Linked DNA regions of Mus musculus: regions 1 and 2 are each linked to region 3. A link is a loop called in an ENCODE intact Hi-C map of the cell type or tissue named here. Cell type or tissue: left cerebral cortex. All regions are shown on one strand.

Region 1 (8,000 bases), 610 kb after region 3:
TCTTAACTGTTCAGTTTTAGGATTTTTTTTTTCCTTTAAATGGCTCCATGACCACTGCCCAAGTTCAGAGTATTTGAAAACCCTGGCAAATGCCTGTGCTCCTTGCTCGGTTGCCATCCCTCCTATAGGACTTTGTTATTCTATTTTCCTACTATGAATTCATTTCTGCCAGTTCTTAATCACTGCCTATTTGGAATAACGTCATTGTTACAAGGTGAAGATTTCTCCGCAGTTCTCTTCTCAAATGAAAAAGCCTCCTGAGAGGCTCTGCCAGTGCCTGGCAAATACAGAAGTGGATGCTCACAGTCATCTATTGGATGGAACACAGGGCCCCCAATGGAGAAGCTAGAGAAAGAAGCCAAGGAGCTGATGGGGTCTGCAACTCTATAGGTGGAACAACAATATGAATTAGTATCCCCCAGAGCTCTTGTCTCTAGCTGTATATGTAGCAGAGGATGGCCTAGTCAGTCATCAATGGGAGGAGAGGCCCTTGGTCTTGTAAAGGTTCTATGCTCCAATATAGGGGAATGCCAGGGCCAGGAAGCAGGAGTGGGTTGGTTGGGGAGCAGAGGGAGGGGGAAGAGTATAGGGGATTTTTGGAGAGGAAACTAGGAAAGAGGATAACATTTGAAATGTAAATAAAGAAAATATCTAATAAAGAAAAAGTTCTCAACATAAATTTAGCCTAGTAGTGAGAGTACATGCTGGAGACTCGGGCAGGCTGGCACAGGCACTAGCCTCCCCTCCCACTCACTTCTGCGTTATGAACTTTTTTATGTTCATGACTATTTTAGTGGGTGGCATACATTTATTTTGTTAGAACTTAGTGATCTAAAGGCAGTCTATTAAGCATCTATATTCCCACAGTGATGAGATGTTAATTTTGTGTCAGTTTCCTTAGGCTAAGAAAATACCAGAGAGCTGGGATACCATTCTTTCCCAGGGGGTCTCTAAGGATGCTTGGGGAGGAAGGGGGAGGGGGATGGAAGACATCAGCATATGAAACCCTAAATCAGTGTACTGTAAAGATCAGCCTTATTCATGTGGGAACTACTACTGAGGGCCTGTGGAGGCAAAAAAGGTGGGAGAAGTATGCATGTGCTGTTTGAGCTGGGACAACCATCTTCTTTGTTTTATGACCCTGGCATCTTCTGGATGGCTGGGATGTACACTATTAGTTCTCTACCTTGACAATGGACTAGAATTATACCACTGACTTTTTCAGACTTCAAGCTTATAATCATGAGGTCACAGAACTTAGCTTCTACAACCTTATGAGCCAATCTGTCCAGAGAAATGTCTATATAACTCTATCTGCCTGTCAACCTCCTTAGGAGCCATTTCCCTGGAGAACCCTAACACAATAGAGTTCTCGAGCACTCTTGCTGCCAAACTCCAGTCAACGGGATCACTGTTTGCTCCTGTTTAACGTCCTTCTTAGCATTAAATTATCTTTATTATGAATGTTTTTCAATGAAAACTATTAAGGAAAGAACTGTTGTACCTTTTATGTCTCCAGAATGCTGGCTATGACCTCACTCCCTTAAGGATCACTTCTCAATGTGCATTTCCTAAAACCTGGAGCTGCAGAGAAGTGAACAAGAATTCCTGGAAAGAAACTGTGCAGCAGAGCTGATTGTCTAGTTAGAACTTCAGTGGTGTGGAAGGGTTGATGTTGCAGGTCCAGAGCCTAATTATAGTTTATTCTGGGCTATCTTTTTAGCCCCCTTGATGGCCATTCTAGTCCACCTGTTTCAGGACTAACATCCTGTGACTAACAGTTTAAAAACAAACAAACAAACACACAAACAAACAAACAAAAAATCTTTTGGAATGTATTAACTAACAAAACTCTACTCTTCCAGCCAAGAGGCTAAGAGTTATCAGACAGCATAAGGCTTATAACTGAGATTTCTCTGATTTTAAACTTCAGTATATTTGAAAAGCACTTTGATTTACAACTTTTTTTTGTTTTACAATAAAGACTTCAAAAATACTTCCACATTGGAACATGGAATTTGGGGTAACCTAACTTTGTGTTCCCGGGCTACAATCACTCATATTTGACTCCAGAATAAATGATCTCTTAGGACCTTTGAGGTAAACATTGTGGTTTTGCGACACCAGAGACTGAATTGCAAAAGCACCCGTCTCGGGCAGTAGAAAAACAGACTGGAAAACTAACCAAATGGCTGTAGATTATATTCCTCATAGATTATACACGGTGTCTCTCACCTCTTCTCCAGATCAGACTTGGCAGTCATCAAGAGGAAATGCTAAGATAATCTAGAACTAGAAATAAAATCTCCCATCATGAAAAGCCTCCAAACCTGGGGATGGAGGTGGGGATCGACACGCCTTTTGTTCATCTTCCAGTGGAAGCAATGGAACACACCTGAGGGCCTGCACATGTGCACGGTGGCTGCCAATCAAATATTCATAGTGTGATCTGAGTGGACTCTATTAATTCTCTCATAAAATCTCCACTGTGGCCAAATGACTTCGGTTCCTCTTTTGGAAACACTATCCAGTCCTGAATGTGGATAACGTTGGGGCAGGACTTAATGAGAACTGCCTGTGGCATACGTGCTTCTCCTCACACTGTCATGGCCTCCGGGCTCTCTCCTTACTTGAGATTCTCTTTGCTGTTCCTCCCATCCACTACCATCCCAGCCCCCTGTGCCTCCTCTTCCATGCGATGTCCAGTAAACTAACGACACAGAAAGATAAATAACAAGTAAAGGTTCTGGGAAAACAAATGACAATGGATCCCACACTCAGGTGCTAAAAACTCAATCCACTTGGAGCTCATTAAAAGAGAACTCGAGTTCCATAAATCTCTTCAATAGATAACAGCAACATTGGGCTGCTGAAATAGAAGATATGCACGATATACTAGGTAGGCCTTAGTACAAAAACAAAACAAACGAACAAAACCCAACAATCAACATATAAGCTCTGTAAAAAGTGACATTTAAAGGCTCACACTTGATCTATCTTACAGTAGCTTATTAATGGAAAATAAAATGTGCTAGTCTCTAAATATAATTTCTACACTCTTGCATTTATCTAGATGTTAGGGGGCCAAAGCATGTTATTTAAATGTATCCATAATGCTCAGTATTTCCATGCAAAGTGAACTTTTAAATAAATGGTTTATCAACAATCATGACTTCTGGTACACATTGAAGATTCACGTTTGCCGCTCTTTTTCAATCTTATAATTTTAAAAAGATCAGAATTGCAGTGATTAAGTTTTAAGTGCTACAAGATATGTACGGACAATAGGTAAATAACTGATTTAAGCATGCCTCTCAGCCTTAAATCCTGGGACACTGGCTGGTCACTCCTTGCTGTAGGAGGTTACTCCACACATTTGCTATGGAGGACACTGGCTGGTCACTCCTTGCTGTAGGAGGTTACTCCACACATTTGCTATGGAGGACACTGGCTGGTCACTCCTTGCTGTAGGAGGTTACTCCACACATTTGCTATGGAGGACACTGGCTGGTCACTCCTTGCTGTAGGAGTTACTCCACACATTTGCTATGGAGGACACTGGCTGGTCACTCCTTGCTGTAGGAGTTACTCCACACATTTGCTATGGAGGACACTGGCTGGTCACTCCTTGCTGTAGGAGGTTACTCCACACATTTGCTATGGATCTGCTTTACGGTATTAGTACCACCCCACTTGCCCAACCAGGTACCAAAAGTGTCTCCAACTGAGCCAAGTGCCCTTTGCATCTGGGAAAAACATTTGGTAGAGACTGGAGAGTGACAGAAGACAAAACCCAACGTCGGCTGCCTGCTGAAGAAAGCCGTGACTCCACGCACTTGTTTTTATGCATTATCTCAAAACACTTCCCAAGTTTTGTATTTTGCCAATAGAATTTTCTTAAGGTAGAAACAAGGCAGTGACAAGAAGATAATTTTATTTTGCTGTCCAGTTATTTTCTTAAAAAACTTTAATGCTTGATAAAATAAAACAAAATTTTAGTACCATAGAAACCTCTGACACATACGCTGACTTATCAATATGTACAACTTCAAAAACAAATGCTTCCAGCTTCAAGTGAAGTCATGCTGAACATCCAACCAGAGTCAAGCTGACGAAGTTTCCTGGGTGGCCAATATGAGCCTTGGCTTGGAAGAACTTATATAGTTAAAAAATATAAATAAGACCTTCAGAGAGTTGAGAATCACAAAAAAGAAAAAAAAAATGCTTTTAAAAATGAACTCCAGTCATCTGGGTCTGGGAAGTCTGTGTTGCTTAGCAGACACTAGCAAGCGAATGAGACTCGATGCACGTCCAAACTTCAGCTGTCCAGGACAGGTCCCACAGGTTCACAATTGATCTACCAAAACAACGGCTCCCTATGTGGCCCGTTAGGATTTATATGCCATTTTTCACCAGCTCATGAACTCCATTCTCATCGATGATTAGCGGTGCATGGAACTCTTTATCTGCCACATAACCTTCAAGGCCCTAAAGGATTGAAATGAAAAATGTCAGAAAAGGAGCAGGTGTCTGCCCCACAACACTGGCCTGGTAGCTGCACTTAACATTTAGCGTGTTATGCCAAAAGCTAGTTAGAAAGTAAGAATTTAGAAGTTAAATATTCACTTCACATGCTTTGGAGACTAGACTTAATGGCTGATTTGTGGAATCATAAGACAAATGCCAAAAAAATGTTAATTTCTTTCTTTTTGGTTTGTGTTATTTTCTAATGGACTATCTGTGCTGCTACAGAAATTCCAGGAAGATCTGTGTAAACAGAACAGTGGGGAACCTCAACCCCATAGGTCTGTAAAGTATCAGGGTTTGAACAAAGCAGATAGATGCCTAGGAGGGAAACTTACACTGCATTAAAAAAGCAGCCAGCCAATTATAAAACACTTATTTCATTTTTAAAAGCACTAATACATAGGCATTAATGGGTAGGTGAAGCACACTAAACATTATAGATTTCTGTTAATGGCACGTGGTTCATTTATGGTATGGATGAAAGACACAGCAGAGATTCTCAAAAATTCAGAAAGCACGGCTCCTCTGCTCAGGCCTTGGAGGAGCTCCTGAGGAGAACACCGCACCTTCTCTGAAACAACTCTACCGCAACCCAAAGCAACGCCAAGTCCCTGCTCTGTAAAGCTTACTTTAAACTGGTAAGTAATAAATATATTCCTAGGCTCCTAAGTGCTGATCAAAGTGTGTGCACTGTGGCATGACCTGCATGGGCTAATTAAGAGATGGACATCTTCAGATCCTTATCAATACCTCTTGGTGGCGCAGGGAAAGTGAGGCAGACTTACCTCTCCAGCATAAGAGATGAGGGGAGAGATTTCACACTGGATCGGTACATCATTGGCATCTTTCAAGCTAAGGAAAAAGACATAGGCATGTTAAAAGATTCTGCTTGCCATGATGTTTGCTAGTATGAAAATACAGACCACAGACTTCCTCTGGGGAGCTTGCAGGTAACACAATTCTAGTTAAAGAATGGAGCCTACCCTGGAGCCTCCTCTACAATAAATGTCCTGAAAGTTAACACATTATCATCATCAGACACAACTACTCGAACAAGTCCCTATTACTCCTCCAGCTCTTTATATACTACCCTCTCACACAATCTCATTTCCAATCTCAGGAAGTTCATTAAAAAGGGACTATTGATTAGACAGACATGCACTGTGTGCCAGGCCCACTGATAGGCCTCTTGACTCCTTCACGTCTATTTGAATTTTCACAAAGCACAACCTTGCAAGTCAAATCCTATCGTAGAGGAGCACTCTAGTGTTGCATTGTCCACACAGTAACCAAAGCGCTACTTAAACTGAAATTTTCAACCTTCAGCTTCTTGGTCGGAACAATCACATTCCAGTGCTCAGGAACCACAGCGACGCAATGACAACCACGTTGGACAGCACAGATAAAGAACATTTTGTTCCTTGTTCCATGATTTCCCAGTACAAGATTTTCTTATATAATCTAAGTCTCTTGTATTAGCTTATTCATGACTATGTCTCAAAGCACTGTGTTACCAACGGTGCCTTTCTAAAGCACCGGGGCAGAAAATACCAAGCAAAGACAAGGCACAGTCACCGCTTGCCAACTCTAGGTCACAATCTGATACTTTACAGATACTTGGAATTCTGAATGTCCAGACAGTCTAACAACAGTCAGTAAATAGTGTTGTCCTTATAGTCAGTCCTTGGAGAACGGTGCGATCTCAAAAACCTTGCCAACAGTAGATTCAGAATGCAGATCAGTGTGTAGACTGCTTGCCTAGCAGGCATGAGGCTCTGGGTTCCATCCCCAGCACTGCGTCAATCATGCATGGTGCTGGATGTTTGTAGCCCCGGAACTCAGGAGTCAGAGGCAGGAGGACCAGAAGTCCAAGGCCTTCCTTGTCTACATAGTGAGTTCAAGGCCAGCTCTGACTATCTAAGGGTACAATAATGGCACTCTTTATCGGACTGAAAGTCCACTTAGCAGGGGTCAACCATACCTGGAACTCAGTTTAGTCAATCATCCAAGGTTGGTAAAGTCATGGAACTCAGGAGAGGCAACGCTGGCCATCTTTCTAACTATATTCTAAATATCCATCCTCATACTAAAAGATTAGCATAGCTCTTATCTCTCTCTCAAAAACAAAAACAAAACCCAAACAACCTCTCTTTGCAACAACTAGTCAAAACACAGAGAAAAAGGGCATGTGGGTGCCCTGCCCCGATGAATGCATGTACAACTCCTGTAGCAAAGGCTCAGGGAACATCTCAGAGAGGAAGCGGACAGACTTTAAACTCCAGAGAATCAGGAAAACTGTGATACTGTGTCTCCTGAAAATGACAAGGAAGCTTCACCCGTGACACCTGAACAATATGGCTGCCTGAACAAGGACAACATCAGTAGCCATGCTAACATGGAAGGGAGAACTCTCACGTGATTCCACCCCCAGACAAAGAATTACAGGCAACAAAGGAATGCTGGGAGCAGGAGAAACAGTCTTCCCAGGAATGAGCCCTCTAATTGGTGATCCAATACCAAGTGGTCAGCTCTAAAATTATAGACACACAAATAACACTAAAGGGACTAGGACGGAGCAGGCTGCTCTAAAATTATAGACACACAAGTAACACTAAAGGGACTAGGACAGAGCAGGCTGATTTACAGATTTAGGTACTTACACCTGTGTGTGTGTAAATTTACATAGATGTGCATATATACAGATACAAACATAAATACATGCATACATATATACATACATTCCTACATCAACAAGAGACCATGATTTTGACAGAAACCAAAGGGGGTTGAAGAGAGGAAAGAGAAGGGGAAAGTGATACAATAATATTTTTAAAAGATAAAATAATTTGAAAAAATGATTTTTTAAAAGAGAAAGGAAGGAAGGGAAGAAAGGAGGGAGGGGCAGAAGGAGGGAGGGAGGAAGGGAAGATGAGAGAGAGAGAGAGAGAGAGAGAGAGAGAGAGAGAGAGAGACAGGCAGATGGAACATGACTGTATTCCCAGCACTTGACCACGAACTTCTCTTAAAAACAGAAACAGTCTTAGCAACAAGTAGATGGCACACACAAAACCCAGCCTCTTTGTAGCCTCAAGCTATGGTCTCTCCTCTTCCAAGAATGGCTCCTAAAGCCAGTCAGAGGCCAGTGTTACTAAGTAGGTCACCTGAGTCCACTCAAGGCACTCTATGTTCTGTTCCAATGCCCGCAGCCTGCTGCTTCACTCATGAGTCGCTATATAGTAATGGAGACCAGTCTTGGGAATAGTCCAAGTTATCCCAATCACAGCCCCTCTGACTAAAGACACCATACCCACCCTCCAAGTTTTAGCACCAGCTCCAACATTCCCCCCCTCCTCATTTCATGACTGCTTCTGTTCACTGATAAACGTATTAGATGCCTGCACATCCCTGTCTCCAAGAATAAATATTACGCATGCCACATGTCAGAATAGTCTCACAGTGCCTGACAACATCTC
Region 2 (8,000 bases), 210 kb after region 3:
GGTAGGGCTAGGCAGCAAAGCCTGGACCACATTCCTTCATTCAGCTCAAACATTCAGCTCTAGACCAACCCAGCTGCTAATCAGCACACCCTGAGCACCCAGGCAAAGGAGGGAAGGCCATCAGCAGAGGGACTTAAAAAGTGCCAGTAGTGATCACTGATGCAAGGCAGTTCAGTGTCAGTCAGACAGCAGAGTTTTCAGAGTGCTCACCCCTTAGCTTAGTGCTCAATGTGGAGGCCATCAACAACTAAACACAAAGGCCCTGGCTATTCTCCGCCAAGACCCAGTGGTTCTATAGAACTCATTCCCCACAAGTTACTGTTCCTTTCTTAGCCTGCATGGCAGTTAATTCAGTTTGCCCTGTTCAGACACGGTATGAAGGACCAGAAATCAGAACATGCATGCAAGCATGTCTACACACTCCAGTTTGAGCACCTAGGATCTTTCCCATCTTTTCTTAAAGAAATGTGTGTGCATGTGTCAGTATATACATATATAGATAGATAGATACATATTCATGCACATTCACACACATTGAATACATAGGTATAATATATACAGAATGTATATGCATATGTTATGTATATTTTAATGTATACATATGCATACACAAATATCACCTAAACATTGAGAGTCCGTAGGAAGTGCTGCTGGCCAACATTACATGTGCATGGAATGTCACATGAAGTGTACCAACTAACTAACTTGAGGTCAAACTGTTGAAAGGGGCAGACTGCCAGCCATCTTTGAAAATCCAGACCTACGGAGCCATTATTTGGAAACTTGCTCACCCTTAAGGAGACTTGGGAAAATTTAAAACAAATTGGGTCTTACCCTAGTGAAAACCCCAACACCACAACTAAGGCTAGTTTTACATGGAAGTGACTCACACGCGGCAGGCAGCATGGACACTAGGCTACAATGTGGATAAAGCATTGGTGCTTAAGATCAATATTTGGCCTCAGGTTTTTCAGAGCATAGAGTCTTGGCATTTGGGCTCCCTGCCTCTGTGTGAGAATTAGGCACACTGGGAGACCAGGGAAGTGCAGTCTGCAGAACTCTTGGCTCCTTTCTGCTTCTCTGCCCCGCAGCTGGAAGGATTGGTCAGGTCAAGATAGAATCGAGACTTGAGGAAGCGGCGGTAGGAATCCTTTTCCATCAGGTTGAAAATCTTCTTCTGGGCTTCATCAAAACAGGTTATTGTGGGCTGTAACATGTTCCGGCTTGTCTCCTCTCTGGTGCAAGAGTCCAGGTTCACCTGAAGTGCAAAGACCAAGGTTGCATTAGATCTAGTGCCCTGTTGAAGAGAGGAGGCTGCAGGCTTGGAATGAACAAGGAGTGGCTGGGACCCTTTCTTTACATTTCTCCCCGGAATGAAACCCGGGACATTTGGGTCTGCCCTGACATATGTGTATAAAAGGTTCCCTCTGCCTCTAAGTGGAAGGAGAACTTTCTTTTCCTTTACTCTCTCATTGGGGAGATTTATGGTTATATTTATTAAGAAGACTCATTGATCATATAGACAAAAGCAGCCTTTTTCCCTAGTAGACTTCCTTGGAATATTGTCGAGATTATAACAGCCAGCTCAGTGGCTCCTTTAACTAGTAGTTCTAAAGATCCCTGACCCTGAATGCCTGTCCTAGGAATTCCCACTAAGATCTAGAAAGTTCTCTGCCATGGAAACGTACCTCTTTTGTTGCTTGCACTGAGATGAACTCGTTGTAGATCTTCTTGGCTTTGGGACTTAGTTTAGAAGGTGACTTGATCTTCTTGTACTCCTCACAGCTGATCCAGAAGTCAATGTTCTCCTCGCTGTATTCCGACTTCAGGAAAGCTTTGAAAGCTGCCAGTCCACCTGTGACAGAGGACAAAGAGACACAGTTACCCAGACATGACTTGTCTAGTGCTGAGTAATGCTATTTTCAGTGTGTGTGTGTGTGTGTGTGTGTGTGTGTGTGTGTGTGTGTGTGTGTGATGACAGAGAGAGAAAGAGAGAAAGTGTGGTTACTTACATTCATGGTGAATCAGGTTTTCCAACGATTCAGCCCATTTCTTGACTTCTTCTTGGCTTACCCTGGAGATATTATAGAAGAGAGAAGGATTTAAATACATAGCATAGTATTAAAAAAAAACTAAGGCAATATGTGCTATATTGTTTACTAGGATACTTTTTCAAGAAATATGTAGATTCAAATTCTAATTATGATTGACATAAACTAGACTCTCTTGTCTATCTGCCTGTCTATCTCTCTCCATCCTCCTGTGTGTGTGTGTGTGTGTGTGTGTGTGTGTGTGTGTGTGTGTGTGTGTGTGTGTGTGTGTTATAATATCTTCTTATAAATCTCAGGCTAGTCTTGAACTCATGGCCCTCCTAACCTTCCAAGTGATGAGACTACAATTGTGTACCCTCACCTTGAAAGTAGAGGCCATCTTGACCCAAATCTGGCTCAGCTAAGGGCCTGTCTTCACACTCACTCTTTACGTACAACACACAACTTCTCTATTATCAGATAGTTAACCCTCAAGGGCTCTTCGCTGAAGCCACCTCTCTTACCTCTGGCAAGTTACTACTTTGTCCTTCTTGCTGTGTGAAGAACTGTGTTCGCAGGAATCTGACTTCTGCAGCAGGAACCCCAGCCGATGTTTCATGTCCTTTGCACTGCAAGGAAGAAGACAACACTTAACATGAAAAACACATTTCCTTCAAAGAGAGACATGAAGGCTCTTAAGACTGCTGTGTGGGTCAGAAGCAGTGTCCTTAGGGGACTTGCAGTGGCTTGAACTCCCAGAAGCGATTCCTTTGTTTCTGCATATGGCTTTTGATATCGTTGGTGAAAACATGTTAAGAAGTGGCTGCTACTTTGAAATGTGTGCAGTAACTGCAAAACAGGACCCATGCTGCCTGTAGGACATCTTCTGGCAGCCTGGTGCTACTTCCCAAGGTGAGCAGGGGAAGCACTTCTGTAAAGTGAGTCCAGTTAGCCCTGAAAATGGTAGCCAAGGAGTTCTCAGTGTGTGTGTGTGTGTGTGTGTGTGTGTGTGTGTGTGTGTGTGTGTGTGTGTGTGTGTGTGCAGAGCATCAGCTTAAGTGTGTAGTGCTGCAGAGAGGAGCAGGAAAAGTGAATGGTACAAGGGAGTGTGCTCAGGCTGAAAGTGCAGCCCTGCCAGGCTGGTTTCTAGGCAACCTCCACCTAGAGCTGCAAACAACAAACAAACAACCCCAAATCTACATTACAGGGAGATGCACATTTAAAAGGGCATCTGAGACTTTGGGATAGGAGAAGCAAGACAGAGTCAAGGCTGAGGCAAGTAATTAATTAGAGCAGTTTCCACTTTCCAACCACCACTCAACAGCCAGGGTACCACAGAGTTTCTGACTACTTGAACTTCCAGCTCAACTCTGTCATTCTTTCTTAATAGATTTCTAAAACTATATTACTATTATCTCTTTTATTATAAAAGCCAAGAATGGTTTAAATGTGTTTCCAGAGCAACAGAGGATGAGCCGTTCTTGCCTGAAAGGGTTGGCAAAGAACGGCAGTGCTCAGCAGCCCCTTAGGATGGAGGTTGACAAGCTGGTTGCTTATCAGTGGATTTTCTTAGAACGTCCGAATCTCAGGCTATTCTTGGGCTGCCCTTTAAGGTAGTATTTTTCCATCTCTCATAAGGCCATCTTCCTTTCTCTTTTTCCCAAGCTGGTGACTGGTGACAAAATCCTTCCCAGTAACAGCAAGATAAAAATCACCAGAGTTGGGACAGTCCTAAGGTGATGCTATGGATGCATTGTAATCCAGCCCAAAGAGATATGACTTCCTGTCTCCGTGTGCTGCCTCTGCCTGAGCCCCGGCAGCTACTGACTAAGTGAAGGGGCATTTCCAAGGAGCTGGAAGCGTGTTTGGCAAATATCTTGTAACACAACAGAAGCCGAAAAATAAAAACCAAAGTTACGTTAGAAGTCCCTGGAGACAGGTAACCTGGACATGGTCCTTCCTCTACCACCACCAACCATGTGACCTTGAGCAGATAAGACCCTCTGGAGACCCTAGCACTGAAGATGAGAGCTGATTAACCCTTTGAGGGCAGACAAACATTGTGCTTTGGGGAATTATTTCCAAGTTGAGATTTATATCTCCAAGGATGGTTAGGGAGGTTTGGTAGAGCCACAGATCACTTCTGACCTCTAAGTTCAAGAGGAAATCATGTAATACACACTAACCTTGTGTTTTATTTTAAACCAACTACTATATATATAAGTACTCCATGAAATCATTCATTCATACCCTTAAAAAAAATGAACGCAAAGGCACACAGGTGCCTCTAAAACTTTAAGCTGCTATGTTACAAACTGTATATATTTCTCAACCACAGAGATGTAGTTTGGAAAAAAAAATCTTTTATGCTTACGCTTGTTGACAACCAAGGCAGAGGACACTGAAGAATGCCACAGAAAGCATTCTGACAATGTCTCCAAACTTCCTTCTGAGGTTTCTTCCCTCACACAAGAACTAGTTAATCATGATTTCAGAAATGCTCCAACAGGACATGGTTATGGAAAGAGTACAGATGCATCCCCCACACCTCCTATCACTTCGTAATTCAAACAGCTTAACTAAAGGACCCAGCTTACAAGTCAAAGCCAGTCTCAAAACTGAAGTCATGTAAAATACAGCAATCTGGCTGGTCCTAGGGAGACGCTACCAGGGCTTCCTGGAGCATATAGCTTCTGATCCCAGAGAACTTCCTAAGCAAAAGCATGCAACTCACTGAAAAAGTCTATGCAAAACTTTAGCCTGACCAGTAACAGAAACCAATCTTACCTCCTCAGGCAGGAAGCCGGCAGACCTGCAAGTCCTTTGCACATCTTGTTTAACTGAGGGATTCTTAGCGAGGAGAGAAAGGCAGCGGGAGCCGCGGTGGTTTCTATTTTGAGCACAGTTGCTTCTGCTCTGCAAAGAAGCTGTCAGAATCCTCTGAGCCTCTGGCTTTCAAGCCCGGTGGGGTCTCTTTTATAGCTCAGCCACGCACCCGGCAGCCAATCAGATGACAGGTCTGCAGGCTCCGCTCTGCTGCGGCGCGCTGCCTCTCCAGCCCTCAGAAAGGGTGAGGAAGAAACAACTGACGCATCAGGGATGCAAATGGACCCAGCGGAGAGAAGCCATTCGCAAAGTAGGCATATAGAAAATGAGGTTTTGCTTAACGTTTCTACCTACGCGTCAAGTTTTGCATTTGTAGGAAAGGAAATATAGAATCCACCGTGCTGAAAAATATTCATTGGCTTGTAAGATCAATGTCTAAGGAACTGTTCTCCCAGAAAGAAAGAAACCAGCAAGGAGTCTTCATCCTACTCTACGTCTGGGTCTCAATACATGTTTCTCCTTGGGTTAGAAATATATTCTGGGTAGTGTGAGGCAGAGCTGGTACTAAGATCGTGGTCTCTGGGCAGTGATTTAATGAAATATCCTGCCTGATTGGTAGACACGGAGGGATGTGGATAGCAAACAGCTATATGTCCGGCAGCATAGCAAAGCCAATGGAAGTTAAATCCAGTATGTCTGTAATCAATATGACCTTGAGACATTCCTAAATATGTTACTGAGCACAAAATCTAGTCCAGCTTTGGCGTTCTCTCCTGAAGACCCTTGACTCCTGCAAAAGACTAAAAGGACCAAAGCAGGGGTGGATGGACACATTAAGACACCAATTCCAATTGCACCTGAGTTTGTATGATATGTAATGCTAAATCTTTATTATTCAAAAAAGAGAGAGGGAGGGAGGGAGGGAGGGAGGGGGGAGAGAGAGAGAGAGAGAGAGAGAGAGAGAGAGAGAGAGAGAGAGAGAAGATCCAGCAGGCAGAAAGATGTGTAGTTTGCCTTGCATATTAACAGGCTGTGAAAACGGTGGGAGAGCAGCCATCCGTGCTGTGGCTTCTGAGTTTCCAAGAATCTTTCACATTCACTGCCACGGACTGAAATCTTCAGACTCCTGCAAGTACTTCACATCTTGCAATCATGGTTGAAATACCCAGATAGGCAACGCAAATTGGCTGTGTACACACTGGGGAGTTGTGACTGGAAGAGAGAGGTTTGCTTCAGTGTCTGACCAAAACAGCTTTCGTCTTAAAGTCACACAGGTGCCTGGTCTTAATCCAGTGACCTAGATTTTACACACAAAGACATCACTGCTTTTCAGTCTTTGGGGCTGAAAGTAAATAAAAACAAGACATCGGATGATTTGCACAAAGAAAGAGAGGTACCAATAGCTTTCTTTAGAGAAGGGTTTCTCTCAGAGGTATCAAAAATATAGAATGGGAAATAGAAGCATGTAATGTTCTTCTATGCTCTGGACCAAACACCTGCCCTCTTTATCGTACACATCTTCCTTGGCTAGCTGAGTATGGAGATAGCAGACAAACGTAAAAGAGGGCAATAGGTATGTCAGTATAGGGAAAGTCCCCAGCTCTCTCCTGTAAAGACAAAAATAAAAACAAAAACAAAAACAAAAAAACAACAAAAAACTTATTAATTCAGCTATGAAAACCTCTCTTTGCTTTCTAACATGAAACCTAGATGAGAAAGATGAGAGCTGTCCTTGGTGGTGGAGTGGGAGGGATGACAGTGCAGGATGAAGTGAGAGAGACCCTGGACTGGATGTGCAGGCAGAATTTGCATTAAAGAAGATCAACTAAAAGGGAGAGCCTGTTTCTCCACAGTGACCTAGAGTGTTCTTTGCTTACCTGAGCACCCACGACAGGGAGCACTCAGACAATCTGGTTTTAGGAACATCAGTAGAAGACTCAAAGAAATGTACCGCTGCTTGAAAAAGGAAATCCCAGAGGAAGAACATTTTATCTCGGATCTAGAAGGAAAGAGGTATAGCATTAGCTATAACTGAGCTAAATGGACTTTTAAAACCACTCAATCTGTACCCTCATTTCACCCGAAGATAAATAGAATCCCAGAGACTGAAAGCCAGCCTCCCAAGGATACAGAATTTTCTGTTAACCCGACAGGATGCAGACCCAGGTTTCTTGACACTGGGTTGTGTAGACTGTCCACAGAGCTGTTCTATCATTCAATGTTCTTATCAAAGGAGATATGCTGTGTACATAGAGATATTTCTAAACTGCGAAGTGCTTGGCAAATATTTTTTATTGTCAGAACATAGATAGCAGATAATAAAGCTCAATATTAATTAATTTCATACATTTCAGCCAAGAATCTCTGTGAGTATCTCTGTCTCTCTGTCTCTCTGGCTCTCTCTCTCTCTCTCTGCATGGATTCCTCTTGTTCCAGGCAAACAGGAGCTATAGCAGATTGCCTGATTGCTTCCCCAAGAAAACCAGTTCTTCAACTCTTCATCTGCCCAAGTCTATCACTCACTTTACTGACTGTCCCTTGCATTCCCAACAGTTCTAATACTTCCACCGAATATTTGAAAAGCTTCTCATAAATTAGCTTTTTATTTTTATTTTTTACATGAAACTGGCTGTTTGTGTTGAAGAGGCGAGACTGGTACATCAGGATACCCTGACAATGGCTCACCTCCCCTCCCTGATAGGCACAAATTACCAATGCCCATTATCTGATGGTTTGTCATTCCTGCTTGCTTCTTATGTGAATGGGATTTGCTCTCCAAAGGTCTCTTCTGTGCAAGCTCACTTCAGACACACCTGAGCATCTCTCACACAGTGAATCAATAGCACAGATTTTACTTAAGCTTACAATGAGCAAAAGTGAGATGGGAGGTAGTTTGCTAGGGAACGGAGAACAGGGAGGCAATGGCTTGGAACTGAGGCACAGGTGGAATCTGCATGCTGCCAGGACTTTGGAGCTGTGACCAGGAAGCTGGGCTTAATCATCAAGAAGAGACTGGGGTTGGAGCTGCTCCTCCTGGCTGCGTGGGAGGAAGAGTTGAGGTGTGTGTAGGCAGGAAGATTAGTTAGCAGTTTGAATGTCAAGCCATTAGCTTCTACACTGCAAAATGGAAGCTTATTTCTGAAA
Region 3 (8,000 bases):
TACAGAATTTGAACTTTAAACTATGATTTTTACTTTCTACTACTGAATTTCATAACTGTAAACTTTTATTTAAGAACTAGGATCACTCAAATTTAGTTAAGATGCTTCATACATTAGCCATCTATTTCAGTGTAAATGTTGGGGAAAGCAAAATATCCTACCCTGAGTATTGTTGCTTCCTGTGTTTCAAGAAACCACAGACCTCTGTAGACGCAGGAAAGGCTCAACAAGGTCCTCCTGTCAAAAGACATGTATAGATATTTACATTAGAAAAGAGAAAAAGCAGTCAGAGGTTTCTCTATGGGAAAGTTTCCTCTCTGCATAGAGAGATCTCAGCCTGAAAACAAGACAATTTACAGCCGGGCGTGGTGGCACACGCCTTTAATCCCAGCACTCGGGAGGCAGAGGCAGGCGGATTTCTGAGTTCGAGGCCAGCCTGGTCTACAGAGTGAGTTCCAGGACAGCCAGGGCTACACAGAGAGAAACCCTGTCTGGAAAAACCAAAAAAAAAAAAAAAAAAAAAAAAAGCCATTTCTGATCCCTGCCCAGGTACAGGTCACTACAGGACAATCAGGACAATGACATGAGAGACTCCATCAGTATGGCAAGGCAGCCTCCGTTTACTGTGTATCCCCTCTAGCCACAGCTGTAACTCTCCAGTCACCCTCTTTCCCTACAGAAGTTCATGCCCCTCACTAATCTCTTTCTGCGCTCGAGTAGCAAGTCCTCCTTTGGGTTCAGGCACATATCAGATTCTGGGCTTTTCTGTTCCGTATCCTGAGGTCAGTTTATTTCTTCAATTGAAACCATCAAGCTTTCAGAGGCAAAAAAATTGAATTAAGCATTCAATATTTTTCATCTGCATCTCAGTTTTTGAAATTGTTTATAAGAACATAAGGGGTTACTTGAGAAAAAAAACAAGCCACACCTAGATTAGAGATAGATTAATAACAGAAAACGTGGGTATAAAATCATAATCACACACCCCTCTCTGCTGATGTGATATACACTACTGTCAGGGTAATTCTTATAAACCATCAAACCCTTACAAACGTACAAAGGGCTTACCTACCACACAAATCCCAGCCTTTCCCACTGAAGTTGCCAAAGCCTTTAATAATCTCATGCTCTTTCTGGTCCAAGTTAATGCCTTCCAAGTCTTCTCCTAAGTGTCCAATGTTGTGTTACACCTGCCTGAGAATTTCTGAGGATCAATTTCCCAACGTAAAGCTACCCAGAGGCTCACAACTGCACTTAGAAGTAATAATGCTCTCTTCTCAGAAGCAAATTGTGTTCATTTTAATAGTGCAATTTCAGTTCCAACTCCTGTGTGTGTGTGTGTGTGTGTGTGTGTTGCGTATACAGAGAAAGAGGCCATCTAACTATAAAGATACTATATACTTTATATACAGTAAAACAGCTCTCTGACATTTTAGTTCAAATAGGACAATTACCTCTAGGAGCTCCCATTTCTCCGTTATATGTAACACTTCAGTGCTAAGCACAACATAACTTACATTATATACAACTGGCTTTGCAATGCAAACTTAAGCAAGCAACTCCCAATTCTGAGGAACTAGATAAAGCATTCCTGGAAAATACGGGGAAGGCTTTGTGTTACACCCACGTAGATCCAGGTACATTCAGCTCCCTGACTTTTGGATTATGATATTTTCGCCTTTTGATAAATGGTTCTTGGTTTAATCCAGAGATGGTGGCGCAATGGAGATACATAAAAAATTGGCAAGCATTCAAACAAGTCACACTGACGCCATTCTTGTGGCTCATGCCCGTAAAGTCAGCACTTGAGAGATGGGAGGTGAGAGACTCCCAGGACTCATAGGAAGGGACCTTTGATGAAATGCCCGGCAGTAGGGAGAGGGAACTTATAGAGCCCACCTCCAGCAGAAAGACAGGACATCAAGTGAGGGATGGGGTTGCCATCCCACTGTCACACCTCTGACCCATAATTGTTTCTCTCTGAAAGAATTCCAGGGATGGAAATGGAGAGGAGCCTGTGAAAAAGAAGGTCCAGTGACAGGCCCAAAGTGGGATCCAGCTCAAGGGGCAGTCCCAAGGCCTGACACTACTACTGAGGCTATGAAGCGCTCACAAAAAGGGATCTAACATGACTGCCCTCCGAAAGACCCAACAAGCAGCTGAAAGAGTCAGATGCAGATATTTGCACCCAACCAATGGACAGAAGCAGCTGATCCCTGTTGTTGAATTAGGGATGGCTGAAAGAAGCTGAGGAGGACGATCCTGTAAGGGGACTAGCAATCTCAATTAATCTGGATCCCTGAGATCTCTCAAACACTGGACCACCAAACAGACAGCATACACCAGCAGATATGAGGCCCCCAACACACATAGAGGACTGCCGGGTCTGTGTTCATTCAGAGATGATACACCTAACCCTCAAGAGAGTGGAGGCCCCAGGGAGTTTAGAGATCAGGTGGGGTGGGGGCATCCATGTGGAGACAGGGTGGGGAGGGGAGGAGTTTGGGATGTGGATCAGTCGGAGGGTGGATGGGGAGGGGCGGGGAATGGAATATGAAGTGTAAAAAAATTGAATTACAAATAAAGTTAAATAAATAAATAAAAAAAGGCTAGTCTCAGGAATATAGGGGTTCGAGACCAACCTGGGATAGATGAGCCTGTCAAATCAACACACAAGTTAGTAAACCCAGATGCCCCGATCCTTGGCCTTGCACCCGGCCCTCCAACGCTCACCCGCTCAAACTCACCTGGAGGCCTAGCAGCTCACGGAAAAACAGTTAAAAACCGAGCGTCCAACCGAAAGCCGCTGACCGTTGTCATTTTTCAAACCGGCCGCCTTTTTTTGTGAGGCCGGCCCCTTTCCGCACAGCGCGCTTCCTTCGCGACGGATGCCGAGAAGGCTCAGAAGACCCACGGTGGGTGGGACTTGACGAGTTGCGCAGCGAGCCAGGCTCCAGATCAGCGGAATCATTCTTCAGGGTTATAGTTTCTAGCCGGAACCGCGATTCCGCCAGACCAGGAAGCGCAGCAGTTAGGGGGAGGAGTTCCGGGATGTGTTTACCGGGTTGTCCCAGACTGGAACTTTGCCTTCAGCGTACCTGATAGCGAGCAGGCAGACAGACGGTTTCTAGCCCCTTCTCTTAGGCTCAGAGAGTAACAGGCAATAGAGGATGTGTTGTTCCCAAATTAATCAAAGGCATTATAGAGAATCCAGGAGTAGTAGTAACAGTCTTACTGTTTGATAAGCATTGATGGGGTCAAATTTTGACCTCACTGGATATTTGTACACATCATTTCTCCTTAGGTCCATGAAAGCTTGAGGGCGGGGCAGCGAATGGATGGATAGACATTGTTAAGGACGTCCAATTTAAATCTTTAATTTACTCACTTTGAGGACTCAATATAGGATAATAAATCTAGAAGCATAAACGTACTGGAATATGATTCTACACTTGCCAAACATGAGCAAAACCACTAGTTCATCTCATCGGTGAGCCATTTCTGTGGCTTACTGACATTACAGGTAACAAAGAATATACAGAACTCTCTATTCACGGGTGTTTTAATATCCTTTGAGTACCTTTACTACTTGATTTTTTTAATAAATAGGTAAGATTTTAATTGTTATATTCTTGAGCCAATATTATAGAACATAGTTTCATATAAGTAGATGGAACATGGCTACACTGAAAATACAGTACAATTTAACATGGAGAATTCTGGCAACGTAGCTTTATATCCGGTTTATTCACTGGGCGGCGCTGCTGCATTGATTTTAACATTACTGAGAATTTCATTCCATTTCTTTCCAGTAATCAAAACTACAGAGATAAACATCGGACACAATGTTCTGGATTAAAAATTTTTTTTTTCTAAATTTATGGGCTTTAAAGTACATGTTTACAGTCCTGGCTTAAGAAGAAAAATAGCATTGAATTCAAGTAGTTGTCTGCATTTTATTTCTCTCTAATCATTCTTGTTAATCTGTTTGCCTCTTCAGTCACGTTCATCTTTAGGAAAGATTTTGGAAATTGAGCTATACATTTGAAATACTTTATGCAGTACTAGTCTGAAACTGTAAAATACCTAACATTCGCTGTTTGTGGTGAACTCTAAATAAATACAAGGAACCACAGACCTGGCATTGTGCTTTAACCCCTTAAAATACTTTCCTCAACGTGTACATGAAGTTATATTATTTTAATGTAGTTTATATAAACACCATTCTGAATCATCAGTCAAACATATTTAATATCATGAAAATACTTGCTCAGTGTTTTTATTAATTCAAATTTTATGTTCTAGTAAATTTCCAGTGTTGACTTTATGAGAGCCCGTGGTGTTAACAGTATTTCAAGGGAGCTGACAAGGATTTCTCAGAAAAATTTTAAAAGTAATGTACTCTTCAAACCATGGTTGTGCTTGCCTCTAATGTCAGTACTCCACAGGGAGAGGCAGGCAGATCTCTACGAGTTTGAGGCCAAGCCTGGTCTAGATAGTATTAGCCTGATCTTCATGGTGAGTTCCAAACCAGCCAGAGTTATATATAAGGAGACTCTGGAAACAAAAAAAGAATAAAACTTAATATATTCTATTTTTTGATAGAAAAGATATATAACTTCAATTTATTTGAATTTGTTACCATCTAAAAACATATTTTGAGTAAATAGACTTACATCACATTCTTCTTTCCCTTTTGTTCCCCAACTCCTCCAGGAGAGCCTCCCCCCATTCAAAACCTTCAATACCTTTCATTTGTTATCATATTCTTTAAAATTTATAAAATTTAAAAATGTTTTAAATTTTAACAAAATAATGAGCATTATCAAAGTTGTCTGATATAAAACAACAATCAATTGAACAGTCTTATGTAGATGTTTGTCTACAGCAATACTGAAAATACACGTGTTTTTCTCAATATAAATTTTAAGTAACTCCAAATATATTAACTGTATGATATTTAAAATAATATTTTAAATAATATATCACTTTTAGTTTTTTAAATGATCATAAATAGATGAAGTCTTTGTTTTTATTTAGTACAGCTGAAAATCTTGACTCTTACTGGGGTACACACACAAAATAAGAACAGTTTTTGGACATCGAAGTTCATTGTAATAAGGTTGTACTTGAATGACCCTCACATCACCAAAGAATTTTACCTCCATAGTAGCTAAGCCAAGAGTTGACAGTTCTGCTGCTCCAAGGAATGAATTGTAGACACGATTTTTGGATACAGGTATCCTGCTATGGTCAAAGCTATTTGACTTGAGTGATTATCATCATTCTCAGCCCACAGGGAACAAGTTACATTCATTTAAGAAATGGTGTGTGTATTAAGATGGTCTATCCATGAAGTCATTCATCAACTGTTTCAATGAACAATGGGTCTGATTGGAGGGTGGCACAGACGTTAGGTGAGGGTAAGATTCTGGTTCATTGGCTGTGATGATTTTGAAAAACATTCATCTCAGAATAAGAGTAACTTATAAAGTCCTCTTCTTCAAAATTGATACAATAATTATAAATACCAAGCAATGCCTTCATTCTCACTCTTTGCTATTCTCTTACAAGCCACCTCCCAAGTTAATTGTCTACATTTCTTTTGGCTGTATAAATCATTTTGGAATATGTAAGCTGTTCTAAAAACCATAGTATAGTGTAAAAACATCACATAAACAATCCTACTAATAGAGAGGCTGAGATAGGAGAAGCATGATTTCAAGACCATTATGTGGCACACAGAAAGACCCTGTCATGTACAAATAAGCAGAAAGTGTATATGGATTGTACAATATTGGACGTCTTTCTCCCATTACAAAATTAGAGAAACAACAGGTTGACAGCTGACAAATTTCTAATTCCCATACTTTTGAATTTCAATTGATTATGATATGTTGGCAACATTAATTTTCATACTGAGAGATAGTAAGGAAAAGTGAATGTTACTTCCTGTTAATTTTCTTGTTAGAGGTGGAATTATTTTTGTGTAGGCTTGTTGAAAGACTATTTCTTGCTTCTTCTAGGGTGTAGTTTCACTCCTTGTGTTGTTGGTTTCCATTTATTATCCTTTGTAGGGCTGGATTTGTGGAAAGATATTGTGTAAATTTGGTTTTTTCATGGAATATCTGAGAGTGTTGCTGAATATAGTAGCTTGGCTGTTCTCTTAGGGTCTGTATGACATCTGCCCAGGATCTTCTAGCTTTCATAGTCTCTCGTGAGAAGTCTTGTGTAATTCTGATAGGTTTACCTTTATATGTTACTTGACCTTTTCCCCCTTGCTGCTTTTTAAAAGATGTATTTATTTACCTATTTATCTATTTATTTATTATATCTAAGTACACTGTAGCTGTCTTCAGATACCCCAGAAGAGGGCATCAGATCTCATTGCGGATGGTTGTGAGCCACCATGTGGTTGCTGGGATTTGAACTCAGGACCTTCGGAAAAGCAATCAGTGCTTTTTTTTTCCATTTTTTATTAGGTATTTAGCTCATTTACATTTCCAATGCTATACCAAAAGTCCCCCATAACCACCCACCCCCACTCCCCTACCCACCCACTCCCTCTTTTTGGCCCTGGCGTTCCCCTGTACTGGGGCATATAAAATTTGCAAGTCCAATGGGCCTCTCTTTCCAGTGATGGCCGACTAGGCCATCTTTTGATACATATGCAGCTAAAGACAAGAGGTCACGGGTACTGGTTAGTTCATAATGTTGTTCCACCTATAGGGTTGCAGATCCCTTTAGCTCCTTGGCTACTTTCTCTAGCTCCTCCATTGGGAGCCCTGTGATCCATCCATTAGCTGACTGTGAGCATCCACTTCTGTGTTTGCTAGGCCCCGGCATAGTCTCACAAGAGACAGCTACATCTGGGTCCTTTCAATAAAATCTTGCTAGTGTATGCAATGGTGTCAGCGTTTGGATGCTGATTATGGGGTGGATCCCTGGATATGGCAGTCTCTACATGGTCCATCCTTTCATCTCAGCTCCAAACTTTGTCCCTGTAACTCCTTCCATGGGTGTTTTGTTCCCAATTCTAAGGAGGGGCATAGTGTCCACACTTCAGTCTTCATTCTTCTTGAGTTTCATGTGTTTAGCAAATTGTATCTTATATCTTGGGTATCCTAGGTTTGGGGCTAATATCCACTTATCAGTGAGTACATATTGTGTGAGTTCCTTTGTGAATGTGTTACCTCACTCAGGATGATGCCCTCCAGGTCCATCCATTTGGCTAGGAATTTCATAAATTCGTTCTTTTTAATAGCTGAGTAGTACTCCATTGTGTAGATGTACCACATTTTCTGTATCCATTCCTCTGTTGAGGGGCATCTGGGTTCTTTCCAGCTTCTGGCTATTATAAATAAGGCTGCTATGAACATAGTGGAGCATGTGTCCTTCTTACCAGTTGGTGCATCTTCTGGATATATGCCCAGGAGAGGTATTGCTGGATCCTCCGGTAGTACTATGTCCAATTTTCTGAGGAACTGCCAGACTGATTTCCAGAGTGGTTGTACAAGCCTGCAATCCCACCAACAATGGAGGAGTGTTCCTCTTTCTCCACATCCACGCCAGCATTTGCTGTCACCTGAATTTTTGATCTTAGCCATTCTGACTGGTGTGAGGTGGAATCTCAGGGTTGTTTTGATTTGCATTTCCCTGATGATTAAGGATGTTGAACATTTTTTCAGGTGCTTCTCTGCCATTCGGTAATACTCAGGTGAGAATTCTTTGTTCAGTTCTGAGCCCCATTTTTTAATGGGGTTATTTGATTTTCTGAAGTCCACCTTCTTGAGTTCTTTATATATGCAATCAGTGCTCTTAACCACTGAGCCATCTCTCCAGTCCTCCCTTGCTACTTTTAAAATTCTTTATTGGTTTAGTGCATTTGGTGTTTTGATTATTATATGACGGGAGGAATTTCTTTACTGGTCCAGTCTATTTAGAGTTCTATAGTCTTCTTGTATGTTCATGGGCATCTCTTTCTTTAGATTAGGGAAGTT

The links. A loop is a pair of places that touch in the nucleus more often than their neighbours do. Peaks named below come from ENCODE experiments on the same cell type or tissue, not always from the same donor. Only the 100,000 strongest peaks of a DNase experiment are listed, where the experiment ranks them.
Region 1: it touches region 3 in a loop (4-fold over the local background); 19 of 42 quality-filtered maps call a loop at or near these places.
Region 2: a loop joins it to region 3, with 4 times the contacts of the local background. A loop is called at or near these places in 6 of 42 quality-filtered maps.

What each region holds. Positions count from the first base shown.
Region 1 is chr1:170,138,085-170,146,084 of GRCm38, forward strand. Uap1 (UDP-N-acetylglucosamine pyrophosphorylase 1) reads right to left here. Exons shown (of 11, transcript NM_001305045.1): 10 at 5,313-5,379; 11 at 3,139-4,488. The coding sequence ends at 4,396. Among named protein-coding and RNA genes, the nearest start is that of Uap1, 33 kb to the right of the region's middle. In left cerebral cortex, no CTCF peak of the experiment used is centred here; a DNase peak (open chromatin) is centred at 737.
Region 2 is chr1:169,742,663-169,750,662 of GRCm38, forward strand. Rgs4 (regulator of G-protein signaling 4) reads right to left here and starts at 4,980. Exons shown (of 5, transcript NM_009062.3): 1 at 4,818-4,980; 2 at 2,555-2,659; 3 at 2,013-2,074; 4 at 1,689-1,855; 5 at 1-1,258. The coding sequence starts at 4,861. The coding sequence ends at 1,019. In left cerebral cortex, no CTCF peak of the experiment used is centred here; DNase peaks (open chromatin) are centred at 3,137, 3,775, 5,052 and 5,963; H3K4me3 peaks cover 4,290 bases; H3K27ac peaks cover 3,989 bases.
Region 3 is chr1:169,528,575-169,536,574 of GRCm38, forward strand. Nuf2 (NUF2, NDC80 kinetochore complex component) reads right to left here and starts at 2,890. Exons shown (of 15, transcript NM_001355159.1): 1 at 2,748-2,890; 2 at 162-237. Gm34624 (a long non-coding RNA gene) reads left to right here and starts at 3,003. Exons shown (of 3, transcript XR_373698.2): 1 at 3,003-3,523. In left cerebral cortex, CTCF peaks have their summits at 2,836 and 3,741; DNase peaks (open chromatin) are centred at 2,966, 3,750 and 4,418; H3K4me3 peaks cover 1,498 bases; H3K27ac peaks cover 880 bases.